2 separate regions of the Mus musculus genome follow, and region 1 is linked to region 2. The links are chromatin loops, found by intact Hi-C in ENCODE. Cell type or tissue: left cerebral cortex. All regions are shown on one strand. Links, peaks and the distances in the headings refer to the core of each region. The heading gives the core; the rest is flanking DNA.

Region 1 (2,916 bases), core at 202-2,701, 400 kb before region 2:
TGTCTGCTCCTTCCTAACACCCCAGCTTCAGTCTCTTGAGGTTGCCTGCTCTGAAGAAAGCATTAGAGGAGGGAAATCTGAAGGAACCACTCATCCTTTAATGTCCATTGTTATGACCTGTGACACAGCCTTGGCCACATTCCTACTGTCAGTCTAAGAGGATAGAAGCAGGTTTTCTCCAGTTGTTGTTTTGTTCCATTTAATAATCAGTTGTCCATGAATGTTGACACCAGATAAAGCATCTTTAGCTTTAGTGTGTTCTAGGACCCCCTCTTTTCATCACAGCAGGGGGTGGGTGGGGTGGGAGACAGAGGCAGACATACAGAGAGCAGGGAAAGGCAGAGAGAAATGAACATTACTTGTGGTAGTTTAAATATTAGATCAAGTCACATCTAAAGCCGAGCCAGGCAGAGGTGTTAGTCACGTGAGCCAATGCTTCCCTTTTTTTTTTTTTTTTTTAATGAGCTAGTGGCTCTTCCTCCATGAGCCAATGGCTCTTTTCTCCACGAGCCAATGGTTCCTTTTTCCATTCCTGGCAGAGTGAGTTACATCATTCATCCACCCACCTACCTAGGAATGATGACTTACTGAATTTTTCAGTGGGCTCTGTCATAGAGTAGACTAGAGTTCTGACTGCAACAGATATGACAAAGGCCACTGTATGTCCCACCAGGACCCTCTTCTGTGGGTTCCACAACATGTGAGTTTGCTGGACCACTGCCTCTCTGACATTTGTATAGAAAGTGAATCCCTCGTTGCCCTGTCTCATATCATACTGTGAGTAATGCCCTTGGTCATATGGCAACAGGGACAGAGGGCACGACCTTGGGTGTTAATTTTCCTGACTTCATACTGGTATTGGCATGGGAAACCATGTGCATGTGTTTCCTGTAACTCAAAACTGCTAAGCTGGGCAAGAATGTCTGACTGCCCTTTCATAGCTAGGTGTCCCCATCTGCAGACATCTTGAGATCTTGAGATCAATCCATCCGATGGGACAAGCCTTCACAATCCCTGGGAGTTGTCCTCTATGCTAGACGTTAAGCCAGGACACGCCACTTGCCAGAAGGCTGAGGTGGAGAATATTCTGGAAAGTCTGGATAGCATATTGTGCTGGTTGAACTTCTAATGGGGCAGGAGTTCAGAGCCTGTTGAGTCAGAATCATGACAGCAGCTGAAAAAGAAAAATCAGGTCCCTCGGGTCACCTCTGCTTGCTTGAGCATATGTGGTACATGTCGGAATCCCACTTTTTGTTGGGAAGAGTCAGGTGACAGAATGTCACATGTCACTTGTGGCTAATCCTTGCAGAGAACGAGGACTCTGAAGTTATCAGGATTCTGACTGGGGTTGGGGATGGAGGAGAGGTTTGGAAAGACTGGCTGCTTGTATTTGATCTCTGTCTGAACCTCACACAAAGCTGTCCTGTTGCCGCAATAGAGCGATGCAGAAACACAACGGTTCAGGGCCCCAGTCACCCTTGCCAATTCTCCCAACTAGGACAGTTCCTAGTCCTAGGATATATAATAAATAAGGAAGTTGATTTTGAGATACCTGCTAATGAATTTTCCTCCTGTTGATCATAAATGGATGCTTCTCCCTCCTCCATCTTCCCTCTCTTCTTTTCTGCTTCACATTTCTTCTGCATCTTCCTCCTCCTCCTTTCCCCTCATCACTCCTCCTCTTTCCTCCCCCTTTCCTTCCTCAGCCTCCATGCTTTCCCTGTCATGGCTGATTCTACCCTGACTGTGGGCCAAAACAAACCCTTCCCCATGCTGCTGTTGTATACAGAGAAGAACAGTAATCAGTGGGCTGCAAAACAGTTTGGATATACATATATTTAAAATTTTGGCATAAAATTGCTTTCAGATGATGAGTATAAGATATAAATACATCTTGTCAGTGGTGGTGCATGCCTTTCATCCAAGCACCCTGGAGTTAGAGGCAGGCATTTCTCTGAGTTTGAGGACAGACTGATTGATAAATATGTATATTTATATATATTATTATTATTATTATCTTCAGATATTATATGTGTGCAATCAAAACTGTACAAATCAAAATAAAACAGAATCTGAAATTACAGCTGCTCAGAAGCAACTTTAGGAACTCAGCCCGAAGGGACCTGAGAAGTCATGGAAACAGCATTGAATATGGAGGTGTCCTTTTCCAGACTCTGGAACAAGCAGCTCTCTTCCTCATCCTCTACTTTCAAGACATCTCTCAAAGCTGCTTCCTTCCTTCCCGACAGGGCATGGCAGCTACAGTTCAGTTCTCCATGTTTCGAAAGACTATGTCTTTCACACACAAGAAAGCAAAGTCGTTTGCTCTGAGTGTTGGCAGTTGGAGCTGTGACCTCGCCGATGCTTGGTGAGCGCTGGGTTGCTGGGTGGCATCGGTGGCCCCTGAAACACTTCTCCTCGTGCTTACTCATGTTTATTTGCATGGCAAGGGGGTTGCTCACTTCCTGGCCCCAGCGATATTCTGTACAATATTTTGAGCGCAATGAAAATTGCAAAGGTGAGCGGCAGACGGATGAGCACCTCAGAGCAGGGTCCCTGCTATCAGCTGAGAAAGTCACCTCTACAGTACAGAAATATTGGGAGAAGGACCAATTTCACTCTTACCTTCCCAGATGCCTGGGGCCTCCAGGGAAGGCTTGATCCATGGTGTCCTGGAAGCTGCAGCCGGGAGAATTCCATCTACTGTTCCAGAGAAAACCCTGATCCTGGAGAATCTAAAGACAAAACTTGAGAGCAAGCAGCTAAGCCGTGTTATCCTTCAAGTGGAGCATAGACATTCAGCAAGACCGGTAACCACACTGCAGAGCAGGGGAGAGTCCTAAGAAGGGGACAAAGTGATCTAGGACACCTCTGGCGGTCGGCTGCATGTGCAGGTACAGGTAGCGGAAAGCTTTC
Region 2 (2,916 bases), core at 190-2,689:
CATATTACATATGTCCCTATTACAAGTTGGAGCATCTTCTGGGTATATGCCCAGGTGTGATATAGCTGGGTTTTCAGGTAGTACTATGTCCAGTTTTCTGAGGAACCGCTAAACTGATTTCCAGAGTGGTTGTACCAGTTTGTAATCCCACCAGCAATGGAGGCATGTTCAGTGCATGCAGACAAGAGCCTGATATAGCTGTCTCCTGAGAGGCCTTGCCAGAGCCTTACAAATACAGAGGCAGATGCTCGCAGCCAACCATTGGACTGAGCATGGGGTCCCCAATGAAGGAGTTAGATATCTTAGTCAGGGTTTCTATTCCTGCCTAAACATCATGATCAAGAAGCAGTTGGGGAGGAAAAGGTTTATTCAGCTTACACTTTCCACATTGCTGTTGATCACCAACGGATGTCAAGACTGGAACTCAAGCAGGCCAGAAAGCAGGAGCTGATGCAGAGGCCATGAAGGGATGTTACTGGCTTGCTTCCCCTGGCTTGCTCAGCCTGCTCTCTTATAGAACCCAAGACTGCCAGCCCAGGGATGGCACCACCCATAAGGGGCCCTTCCCCCTTGATCATTAATTGAGAAAATGCCTTACATCTGGATCTCATGGAGGCATTTCCTCACCTGAAGCTCCTTTCTCTGTGATAATCCCAGCTTGTGTCAAGTTGACACAAAACCAGCCAGTACATTAGAGAAAGGACTGAAGGAGTTGAAGGGGTTTGCAACCCCATAGGAAGAACAACAATAGCAACCAATCAGACCCCTCAGAGCTCCCGGGGACTAAGCCATCAACCAAGGAGTACTCATGGCTCCAGCTGCATATGTAGCAGAGGGTGGCCTTGTCAGGCATCAATGGGAGGAGAGGCCCTTGGTCCTATGAAGGCTCGATAGATGCCCCAGTGTAGGCGAATTGAGGGCAGGGAGGTGGGAGTGGGTGGGTGAGTGGAGGAACACCCACATAGAAGCAGGGGGAGGGAGGATGGGATAGGGAGTTTCTGTGAGGGAAAGGGAATAACATTTGAAATGTAAATGAAGAAAATATCCAATAAAAAAAAAAGAAAGAAGATAAATCTTGATGCTCAGGTAAGCAAAATGAACAAGGCAGCTCTGGTTTCTGCAGTGAGTGGTTTCAGATGTCCCTAGGGGGGTTGACTAGATCAGAACATCTGGCGACTTCAGAGGAAGGGAAGGAAATGGTTCTCAGCTCACGGATGTTTCCCAGCTCCTGGCTGCTGTAGGAGGCATTTTTGGAAGAACTAGTGTGTGTGACACCTTATCTGCAGCAAGCAAAGTCTGGGATGTGAGGAAAGATGCTAGCAAGCCTCCCAAGTTGCTTCCTTCAGGAAACGGAATTATCTTCATATCCAAGCAGAGCAAGAGACATAAGAGAAAGCAGATTTCCTTACACCTTTCGTTTGTTTCAGTTAAAATGTATCTTGCTTCATTCAGCAAAGATTTGGTTGCATTTTATTGCTTGCAGGATGAATTTTCTTTTTAAAGCCATAGGGGGGTTGGAATAGAAGGCATATGCCTTTCTTTGTTACTTTTCTGCTGCTGTGAAAAGACACCATGTCCTAGACACCTTATAAAGATAAAATTTAATTGGGAGTGAAAGACCTCCGAAGGGAGACCCTCACTCAAGTCTTGGGATAATAGCAGACCCCAAAGAACTCACAAGAGGCCAAGCTTGATGCAAACCACATGAGGCTTTATTCGGGGAAAGCCAGAGCTCTGGGGACGACTTATATCCCACGCAGGGGTAGAGGAGTCGACCTGGAGGGGAAAGAGGTCCCAGTTTTTATAGGCCCTCAGGGGGGAAAGGAGAAGGGGGAGAGTAGGGGACTACCCAATCTAAACAATGTCTATTCTCAAGAATGGGTATGGGAGGGGTACAAGGAAAGAATCTGGTGCAGGTGCAGCAACTCCGGATTGGCCCTGGCTGTGGTTGCTGGGGAGATTTTCCGACTCTTCCCCAGCAACCAATATCACAAACACCTACCAATGGGCTTCATCAGTGGGCACACACATGGGTTCAAGGAACGGTCAGAACATTGGCAGACACACAGGTTCTAGTTGTGGCCAGAGCATTGTGCACCTCTATTTTTCTAAATCAGTGAAGCTAGTTCTGCTAACAGTGAAATCTATTTTGCCAATTTCAGGGCTTTTGTGACCTTTTACATTCAGTCAGGATCTTTCAGGAGCTTGCTGAGAGTTTCAGAGGGTGAGTCCTTAATCATCACAGTGGGAAGCAAGACGTCGGACAGGCAGGCAGGGGGGCTGGAACAGCAGCTGAGAGCTTACATCTCATCCACAAACAGGAGGCATTCGAATATGTAGACCTATGGGGCCCATTCTCATTTAAAACACCAGAGCACATCTTCTCTAGAGAGACATTAGCATCTTTGTCTCTTGCCATCTGCAAGATGTCTATCCCAGTGGCTCATCAGTTGGAGACTGATTTTGCCTCTAAGAGGGGGATACCACTTAACACCCACAATTTCCAGCATAGAGTCCCATCCCCAAAACCAGCTGCAAAATGCCACTGCTGCTATTGCTGAAAAACCTTTCCCCACTCCTCCATCCCTTACCCTTCTTCTCTGGTAGCAGCAGTGACTGAAAGGATCAGGGAACAGGTGATGCCGACTATATTTTGCTCTCGGTACCGGAATCAATGGCTACGATTGGTCTGTCTAAAAATCACTGTTATATAATAGTCTGTGTTTATTTAAAAGTATATCCTTTAAAAACATAGAGAGGGTTGTACTCGTTCAGCTCAGGTCTAGACCCTCCTGTGGGTGAGACTTTATGTCTAACTATTAATGAAAAATGAGACCATGAATTTAAAAGAGTGTGTGTTTGTGGGGGGGGGGGGGGAGGGATACATGGGAGGGTTGAGGAGGAAGAAAGAGAAGG

What was found. A loop is a pair of places that touch in the nucleus more often than their neighbours do. Peaks named below come from ENCODE experiments on the same cell type or tissue, not always from the same donor. Only the 100,000 strongest peaks of a DNase experiment are listed, where the experiment ranks them.
Region 1: it touches region 2 in a loop (3-fold over the local background); 7 of 42 quality-filtered maps call a loop at or near these places.

Annotation. Positions count from the first base shown.
Region 1 is chr15:27,706,255-27,709,170 of GRCm38, reverse strand. No RefSeq gene overlaps it. Among named protein-coding and RNA genes, the nearest start is that of Otulinl, 26 kb to the right of the region's middle. In left cerebral cortex, for the core only: no CTCF peak of the experiment used is centred there; DNase peaks (open chromatin) are centred at 561 and 1,754.
Region 2 is chr15:27,307,179-27,310,094 of GRCm38, reverse strand. No RefSeq gene overlaps it. Among named protein-coding and RNA genes, the nearest start is that of Gm36899, 150 kb to the left of the region's middle. In left cerebral cortex, for the core only: a CTCF peak has its summit at 1,213; a DNase peak (open chromatin) is centred at 1,231.